Linked DNA regions of Homo sapiens: region 1 is linked to region 2. A link is an interaction called in ENCODE POLR2A ChIA-PET data of the cell type or tissue named here. Cell type or tissue: A673. All regions are shown on one strand.

Region 1 (5,000 bases), 100 kb before region 2:
ATCCAAAAATCCAAATTGCTACAAAACCTTTCCAGGAAGAGTACATGGGAAAAGAAAAATAAATAAATAGACCAGGAGCAGTGGCTCACGCCTGTAATCCCAGCACTTTGGGAGGCCAAGGTGGGCAGATCACCTGAGGTTGGGAGTTTGAGACTAGCCTGACCAACATGGAGAAACCCCGTCTCTACTAAAAATACCTAATTAGCCGGGCGTGGTGGTGCATGCCTGTAATCCCAGATACTCAGGAGGCTGAGGCAGGGGAATTGCTTGAACCCGGGAGGCGGAGGTTGCAGTAAGCCGAGATCATGCCATTGCACTTCAGCCTGGGCAACAAGAGCGAAACTCCATTTCAAAAAAAAAAAAAACCCACAAAAAGAAAAGAAAAAAAAATAAAAATATGCCAGGCACAGTGGCTCACGTCTGTAATCCCAGCACTTTGGGAGGCCAAGGCGGGTGGATCATGAGGTCAGGAGATCAAGACCATCATGGATAACATGGTGAAACCCCGTCACTACCAAAAATACAAAAAATTAGCCAGGCATTGTGGTGGGCGCCTGTAATCCCAGCTACTCGGGAGGAGAGGAGGCTGAGGCAGGAGAACTGCGTGAACCTGGGAGGCAGAGCCTGCAATGAGCCGAGATCACGCCACTGCACTCCAGCCTGGGTGACAGAGTGAGACTCCGTCTCAAAATAAATAAATAAATAAAAATAATAAAAAATGCTACAAAACCTGAAACTTTTTGACCATTGATATGATGCCACAAGGGGAAAATTCCATACCTGATACCTTTGCTTTTTTTTTTTTTTTTTTTTTTTTTTGAGACAGAGGCTTGCTTTGTCGCCCAGGCTGGAGTGCAGTGGCGCAATCTCGGCTTACTGTAAGCTCTGCCTCCCAGGTTCACGCCATTCTCCTGCCACTGCCTCCCGAGTAGCTGGGACCACAGGCACCTGCCACCACGCCCAGCTGATTTTTTTTTTTTTTTTGTATTTTTAGTAGAGACGGGGTTTCACTGTGTTAGCCAGGATGGTCTCAATCTCCTGACCTTGTGATCCACCCGCCTTGGCCTCCCAAAGTGCTGGGATTACAGGCGTGAGCCACTGCACCCGGCCCTTTGCTTTCTGATGATTCAATGTATACAAGCTTTGTTTCATGCACAAAATTATTTAAAATATTGTATGAAATTACCTCAGACTACATGTATCAGGTATATATAAAACAGGCCAGGCACGGTGGCTCATGCCTGTAATCCTAGAACTTTGGGAGGCTGAGGCGGGTGGATCACCTGAGGTCAGGAGTTCGAGACCAGCCTGGTCCAACATGGTAAAACCCCATCTCTACTAAAAATACAAAAATTAGCTGGGCCTGGTGGTGGGCACCTGTAATCCCAGCTACTCCAGAGGCTGAGGCAGGAGACTCACTTGAACCTGGGAGGCGGAGGTTGCAGTGAGCCGAGATCGTGCCACTGCACTCCAGTCTGGGCAACAGAGCAAGACTCTGTCTCAGAAGAAGAAACATAAATGAATTTTGTGTTTAGACTTGGGTCCCATTCCCAAGATATCTTAGTATCTATATGCCAATATCCCAAAATCTGAAAAAAAAAATCCAAAATCTAAAACACTTCTGGTGATACTCAACCTGTAAACATCTATCTCACGGTGATTCTTTTCCTAGCCTAGTGCACACACCCTCTTCTGACCTGCCCATATCCCTTCTCAACAGACTGTCAAAACCTGATTTCTGTCTACAAGACCCCCAAAACTAAACCTGAACTAGACAAGATATTGAACAATATACTGGCTCTTCATATCTAGGTCTAAAAAATAAATTGAATGCCAATATCAAAGCAAACCATCCATTTTCTTAAGAGATATAAGAACTCTGTATTCCAGTGAAAATGGAGCTTCACAGAGTACCTTAGATTTGTCTGTCAGAGACTCCAGATATGAATGGTTTCCGTAAGGAACAAGTCGGTATCTAAAATAGAGATACAAACAGAGATGGATACAGGACTCCTCCCAAAGTGATTATTGGGAAGTTACAACCCAATGATTTCACTCTTCATTCTGGCCAAGGGCTTCTTTTATTATGCTCAACTCCCTCTCCCACCTCCCCATTGAATCCATGTTTAAAAGATTTTGTTTAATGAACAAACTACATTTATTATATAATTGCCTGGGGGCCTTCCATGAACAAATGTTATGTTTTGGTTTAAATTTAAGAAACAAAAACTGAAAATATCCTGAGGAACACTAAGGCTCTGGGGACTGTAGGCTGGGAACTATGCTATAGTCACGCAACTCAGTGACTGTGTGATCAGTGGAGAGAGCCCTGTGATGAGGGGAAAATCAGATGCTGACAGCTCTTCAGCCACAGAAAACTCCCAGTCTGTGGGCAGCAAGGGCTCCTGACATGGTGGACAGCAGTACCAGGTTGGAGATACAAATTATATCAATGCACATCACTCCCCAAGAAAGGGCTACACTTCCTACCTCTGAAATTTCAGACCCATCTTATTGGCCAGAGCATGGAGCAGCAACACAGTCTGGCCCCAAGCAGCATTAATCTCATTCCATTCCACGGGAACACTGGGCAGGCGACCCAGCCTGAAGTTATTGATTGTGCCAAACTGTCCACTGTGCCTACAGAGGAAGGCAGAAAGGTGGGGGGAAATACAGGGATTACTTAAAAAGTTTGACATTTCCCACTCTCACCCCAAACCTAGCTTAAATCTATCTTCAAGTCCATATATGCAAGCTGTACTTGGCACTTTAAATACATGTCCAAAACTTGAGTCATCATCTTTTTCCCTGCTGCTCAGATGCCAAAGCAGAAACCTGGGTGGTATCCTTGAATGCTCCCTCAGCTCCTTCCGTGCAAAACTGCCAACCTCTCCTGATTCTACCTGCTAAATATCTTGGATCTTTCCACTTTTCTCCAAATTCAATGCTACTATTCTTTTCCTTTAGATTCCTACTGATGAGTATCCTTTCCAACGATTCCACCCCTTTACCCCAAGTCATTCCCCATGGTGCAGGAAAAGCCATCATTCACGAATACAAGTGTAATTACGTCACTTCCCTAGCTAAAATGCTTCAGTGTCTCCTCTGCCTTTTGGATGAAGTCCAAACCTCTTAACGAGGCCTACGAGATCCTTCAGGAACTGGTAACTCTCCAGTTTCATATCCGGCCACTCTCCCCTTTACACTCAATCTTCAGTCACAATAAGCTCCTTTCTGTTCTCTGAATTCACCACTCCCTCTTTCCCATTTCTTTGCACATAATGTTCTCTCTGCTAGGAACAACCCCCTCTCTGCAGACTTCTACTTTACCTCTCAGTTTAAACGTAAGTCCCCTATGGGGAAACTCTCCATATGGCCTCCCCAAACTGGATCAAGTGCCCTTATGTGTTCCCACAGCACCCTGGGTTTACCATCATCACACTGCATTACAACTGCTTGTTATTTATCCATCTCTTCCACCAGATTATATGCAACTAGAAGGTTGACTGCATACTGTTTTGCTGTTGCCCTCCTAGCACTCAGCACAGTGCCTTTTCCAGAGTAGACACTCAACAGTTATTAAATTAATGGAACATCAAACACCGTGGGGATAAGAAATCAGCACCAGACAGCTTACCAGGTTTTTAAGTGGCTGAAGGGCTCAGGCCTTTTCCTTTCTTTAGAAGGGCGGATGTCACCAAGCTCTAGAATTCCAATCCCTACTGTGCCTATCCCATCACTATGAATGAAAGAAACCTAGTTGGGTGAAGATAACCTACAGTCCCTCTTTTGTGGGAAGTGGGCACCCAGGCTTAGTGGTCAACAGCTAAGGTCTAGATATGTGCAGTGCTCCTCATCCCCTAGCTCTCATTACCAGATGTGGAAGGTTGCATTAAAGACGTTGGTTTTCTTCAGCTTATCCAGCTGCGTCTGGGCATAACGCATCTGGTTTTCAACACTCTTCAGCTCATCATCCAGCTCCAGCTGCTGTCGTTTAAATTCACTGTATTCTCTCTGATACCTGTGAGCAGCCAAGGGGGCCATTGAAGGCTGTTAGCTTGGGGGCTAAAGTTTCTCTCTCACCACACTATGAACGATTCTTTAGTGATCATCGTTACATCTAGCTCTCGCATCTTTTATATTTGGCATAGATCCCATTCTGAGGAACATGTATGTCCTAGCTGTTTTGCCTGGAAGGAACAGAAATGTCTCAAATTCCAGCTGCCCATATGCAAAAAGGTGGAGGAAAAAAGAATTCTCCCAAACCAGGGCAAAAAACCTCTTATTTCTGATCTTTTTCAGAAGTGAGGTGAATGGGTTAGGAGTGGCTTCTTGGGGCCAGGCGTGGTGGCTCACACCTGTAATCCCAGCACTTTGGGAGGCCAAGACGGGTGGATAACTTGAGGTCAGGAGTTCGAGAGCAGTCCGGCCAATGTGGTGAAACCCTGTCTCTACTAAAAATACAAAAATTAGCCAGGCGTGGTGGTGCACACCTGTAGTCCCAGCTACTTGGGAGGCTGAAGTGGCAGAATTGCTTCAACCCAGGAGGCAGAGGTTGCAGTGAGCTATCACACCACTGTACTCCAGACTGGGCAACAGAGCCGAGACTCTGTCTCAAAAAAAAAAAAAAAAAAGAGTGGCTTCTGCTTCTTCTGGGCCGGGTGCAGTGGCTCACACCTGTAATCCCAGCACTTTGGGAGGCTGAGGTGGGCAGATCACCTGAGGTCAGGAGTTAGATGCCAGCCTGGCCAACATGGTGAAATTCCGTCTCTACTAAAAAAATAAAATTAGCCAGGCGTGGTGGCGCACGCCTGTAGTCCCAGCTACTTGGGAGGCTGAGGTAGGAGAATCGCTTGAACCTGGGAGGTGGAGGTTGCAGACAACTGAGATCATGCCACTGCACTCCAGCCTAGGCAACAGAGTGAGACTCTGTCTCAAAAAAAAACCAAAATCAAAAACAAAAAACAGTGGCTTTTTCCAGCTGGCCATGGTGGCTTATG
Region 2 (5,000 bases):
CCTCTTTCACTTAGCATGATGTTTTCAAGGTTTATCTGTGTTATAACATATATTGGTACTTCATTTCTTTTTATGGACAAGTAATATTCCATTGTATGAATATATAACATTGTATGAATATACCACATTTTATTTATCTGTTTATCAGGCCAGGCATGGTGGCTCACATCTGTAATCCCAGCACTTTGGGAGGCTGAGGCAGGAGGATTACTTGAGCCTAGGAGTTCAAAACCAGCCTGGGCAACACAGGGAGACCTCGTGTCTACAAATAATAAAAGATTAGCTGGGCATGGTGGCACATGCCTGTAGTCTCAGCTACTCAGGAGGCTGAGGTGGGAAGGATGGCTTGAGCCTTGGAGATGGAGGCTGCAGTAAGCCACTGCACTCCAGCCTGGGCAACAGAGCAAAAGCCTGTCTCCAAATAATGAATGAATGAATGAATGAATGAATGATAAATAAATATTTGTTAATCAGTTGATGGATAACTGGCTTGTTTCTGCTTTTTGGCTATTATGAATAACAGTGCTATGAACATTTGTGTGCAAGTCATTGTGTGGTTGCATAGTTTCATTTCTCTTGGGTACATTCTTAGGAGTGGAATTGCTGGGAGATGTGGGAACTCTATATTTAACCCTTTAAGGAACTGCCAGACTGTTTTCCCGAAGGCTTAGTTAGGAAAGTTTTACAGTATTTTTGGTTTTATCATCTCTTGATTTCCTAGGATCATACCCTTTATCATAACTTTATCTACTTCTATGCTTTGGAAAGGTTTCAAAGGAAGACCGATTAGGTGGTCAGATTTTTCTTTTTCCTTTTTTTTTTTTTTGAGACAGAGTCTCTCTCTGTTGCCCAGGCTGGAGTGTGGTGGCACCATTACTGCTTACTGCAGCCTTGACCTCTCAGGCTCAAGTGATCCTCCTGCCTCAGCCTCCCATGTAGCTGGGACCACAGGCACGCACCACCACACCTGGCTTTTTTTTTTTTTTTTTTTTTTTTTTTTTTTTGTAGAGACAAGGTCTCACTATATTGCCCAGGCTGGTCTCCAACTCCTGGGCTCAAGTGATCCTCTTTCCTTAGCCTCCCAAAGTGCGGGGATTACAGGTGTGAGCCACTCACCCGACCAGGTGGTCAGATTTTACGTGAGGAACTCTCAGCGCACTCCTCCACTTGCGTTGCCAATTTCTTTGTTATTCCAACAGGCATTCCGGGAACGTTACATTTGAAGACATGTCTGCATATCTGAAATTCCAGCCCTAATTAATTGACTCATTGTTTGCAACCTGTCAAAATTTGCTGACTTGTTTTCTGAAAACCATGACTTCAGCTGCTGAATTATTAATATTCATTGACTTCACTCTGCAGTAACTGCTGAACTAGGCTGTAAGGCCTGTTTGTGTGAATAAGATAGGACGATACCATTTGTATGCAAAAGTTTTTCAAGTGTCTCCTTGATAATAGGAAACACTCTGGCTAAATAGCCTTCTGGTTATATGGTTAAGGAAATAATTGACTAGAAGTGGCATGAAGAAGCAGACAACAAAAGTCACTTCCATCAGGGAACCAAGACCTTCATTAATCCAGAGGGAAAACTAGTGATTTTTCTAGTCCAGTGATGGGCAATTCGAAGCTCAAAGTCTAATTTCAGGGAGAAAGATGAAAAACCTGCATCCAGCCGGGCCTGGTGGCTCACAGCTGTAATCCCAGCACTTTGGGAGGTCGAGGTGGGTGGATCACCTGAGGCCAGGAGTTCGAGACCAGCGTAGCCAACATGGTGAAACCCCGTATCTACTAAAAATACAAAAATTAGCCGGGCGTGGTGGCTTATGCCTGTAGTTCCAGCTACTTGGGAGGATGAGGCAGGAGAATCGATTGAACCTGAGAGGTTACTGTGAGCTGAGATTGCGCCACTGCACTCCAGCCTGGGCAACAGAGTGAGGCTCCATCTCAAAAACAAACAAACAAACAAACAAATAAAATACAAAGCTGCATCTGGACTGGGCATAGTGTCTTATACCTGTAATCCCAGGACTTTGGGAGGTCCAGGTAGGATTGCTTGAGGCCAGGAGTTCAAGAGCAGCCTGTGCAACATGGCAAGACCCTACCTATACAAAAAAAAAAATTTTTAATAAAAATTAGGCCGGGTGCAGTGGCTCATGCCTATAATTCCAGCACTTTTGGGAGGTCGAGGGAGGCGGATCACTTGAGGTCAGGAGTTCGAGACCATCCTGGCCAACATGGTAAAACCCCGTCTCTACTAAAAATACAAAAATTAACTGGGCATTGTGGTGCGTGCCTGTAGTCCTAACTACTCGGGAGGCTGAGGCAGAAGAATCACTTGAACTTGAGATGCGGAGGTTGCAGTGAGCCGAGATCTTGCCACTGCACTCCAACCTGGTGACAGAGTGAGACTCTGTCTCAAAAAAAAAAAAAAAAAAAAAAAAAATGAGCCGGGCATTATGGTGTGCTCCTGTAGTCCCAGCTACTCAGGAGACGAGGTGGGAAAATTGGTTGAGCCTGAGAGGGTGAAGCTGCAGTGAGCCATGATTGTGCCACTGTACTCCAGCCTGGGTGACAGAGCAAGACCCTGCCTCTAAAAAAATAAATACATAAAAATAAAGCTGCATCTGGGCTGCTCTTCTCAATAAAAGAAAGAAGTCTATAAATATTTTTTATTTGTCCTGAGTTGGCCTTTATTTCAAAAAAGAAAGTTGCTCACTATAAATTCTACTCAAAAACATTTTTCATTTCATGAATATAGAAATGAAGGCCAAGAGAGGTGAAATGGTGCCTCTAAGTCACGTAACTAACATGTTCACAGGTCTCTTGATTCTCAGCAAAGAGCAGTCTCCTCTCTGCCAGTCTCCTGCGTATATTTGGGCTGCTGTGTCAACATGCAGCTGTTGAAACAGAAGTAAAAGACATATGTAAACAGTACAGTCAGATTATTTGAGCCAGACTGAGGGCTTATTAACCAAATTAAAGGCAAAGCTAGAATAATTGTGTTTGAAGTGGCCTTCTCCTAATTATGTTATGGGTTTCTTTCTTCTTTTACTTTCGTTAAGTCTCCCCAGGACACAGGGTAATAACTAACTACAACCAGGAACAGCTGGGTGTGTTTATGGGGTTTGGGGTTTTTTTTAGCAAGAAGCTAGTTTTCCAGCCAGCAAATTTTCAATACTTTCCTTTCTGCCACCTCCTCACTTTCTTCTTCTGCTCTTCTCATTCCATAATTATTGCCCTCAGAACAGTTCAACTCAGCTTCAACACTGGAATGGTCTCATTCTGCTCCATCACAGAACTGGGGATTCTAATCCTTTATTATTCTGTGCTCCTTCCTCTCTCTCCAGAGGCAAAAAGAATGAAAATTGGGGCCGGGCGCAGTGCCTCACACCTGTAATCTCAACACTTTGGGAGGCCGAGGCAGGTGGATCACTTGAGGTCAGGAGTTCGAGACCAGTCTGGCCAAAATGGCAAAACCCCGTCTCTACTGAAAATACAAAAATTAGCCAGACGTGGTAGCACATGCCTGTAATCCCAGCTACTCGAGAGGCTGAGGCAGGAGAATCTTTTGAACCTGGGAGGCTCAGGTTGCAGTGAGCTGAGATTGCACCACTGCACTCCAGCCTGGGTGGCAAAAAAAAACAAACAAAAAAAAACAAACAGGAATTTGTGGGGAAAAAAAATAGTGAAAATCAAATTTCTTTCTCTCCATTGTGAACTGTTTCGGGATTCTTGACAGAGGCATGCCACCTTTGAGGGCACCAATGTCATCTTTTCGACTCCATCTTTCATTCTAATCTCCTTCTACCCCGGCTGATTGACAATGCTGCCACTGATCCCTGCTTGATCCACCCTGGCCATTAACTCAAATGAGCCTTTTGAGAGATGTAATTTGGCTTAATTGATTTAACAAGCTGGGTGGCATAAGTCAGTTTCTCTTCACTTAGATCTTTAAACTGCCAAGGTCTTTCCTGCCAGTCCATTTGTTCCCTACACAGTGACTGCAATGGAATGACAGGGGCGTCATCTCTCCTTACAGACTGTTGTGAAACCACTGTGGACACCCCTGCACCAAAGCCTCCAAAGGGCTCTTCGGTGCAGGAGCCTTAGGTGAGGCCCTGAGTCCTGATGGGTATTAGTGTCGATCGGGGAGAAGCTGACACAGCAGCCTTGGTCTTTGATCTGGCTCTTTGAGCCTTGTCAGCAGGCTCACTAGCTACAGCAGCCACCAACTGTTATCTCCAGAACTATGCCCTTTCTCATTTTTCACCTGTGCTCTGCACAGCTATAAGATACTCTGCACAGCTTCTAGGAACTTCCAAAGGGTAAATGATCCCAAATGTAAAGATTTCATCAACTGGTGAGTTAATTTATCCTCTAGTTAGGAGATAGCTGAACTCAACCCGCTCTGTTGTTGTTGGTTGAGACAGGGTCTCACTCTCGCCCAGGCTGGAGTGCAGTGGCCCGATCATGGCTCGCTGCAGCCTCAACCTCCCAGGCTCAAGTGATCCTCCCACCTCAGCCTCCCGAGTATCTGGGTCTACAGGTGTGTGCCACCATGCCTGGCTAATTTTGGAGGTTTTTTGGTATGTATTTGCAGAAATGAGGTCTACTTATGTTGTCCAAGCTGGTCTCAAACTCCTGGGCTCAAGCAATCCTCCCACTTCAGCCTCCCAAAATGCTGGGATTATAGGCGTGAGCCACTGCACCCAGCTCAGGTCTGTCTTAAGTAGATTTGTCACTCTAAATTCCAAAATCTTTCCCTCCCATCAGGTCTACTTTTTGAAACAACTGGAGTTGTCCCATCTCAGTTTACATAAGTAAAATGACTCTTGACTCCGGCCCTCTTGTAGAGACCTTGAGCTGAATATGTTACTAGGTACCCACAGATGTGCACGTGGTTAAATACAGGATAAAGTGTGCAGCCAGATTGAGAGTCTTAGCCAAAGAGTGAGGGGGAAATGGGCAGGGCTGGCAGAGAGCCACCTATTGTTAGTTTG

What was found. ChIA-PET counts read pairs that join two places held together with the same protein. Peaks named below come from ENCODE experiments on the same cell type or tissue, not always from the same donor. Only the 100,000 strongest peaks of a DNase experiment are listed, where the experiment ranks them.
Region 1: POLR2A ChIA-PET joins it to region 2 with 7 read pairs; 8 of 35 experiments call an interaction of 5 or more read pairs at or near these places.

What each region holds. Positions count from the first base shown.
Region 1 is chr17:42,812,034-42,817,033 of GRCh38, forward strand. BECN1 (beclin 1) reads right to left here. Exons shown (of 12, transcript NM_001313998.2): 8 at 3,875-4,021; 9 at 2,491-2,640; 10 at 1,915-1,975. Among named protein-coding and RNA genes, the nearest start is that of MIR6781, 9.4 kb to the right of the region's middle. In A673, no CTCF peak of the experiment used is centred here; a DNase peak (open chromatin) is centred at 3,108; H3K27ac peaks cover 1,403 bases.
Region 2 is chr17:42,916,150-42,921,149 of GRCh38, forward strand. No RefSeq gene overlaps it. Among named protein-coding and RNA genes, the nearest start is that of G6PC1, 18 kb to the left of the region's middle. RefSeq lists an enhancer at 916-1,674. In A673, no CTCF peak of the experiment used is centred here; no DNase peak of the experiment used is centred here.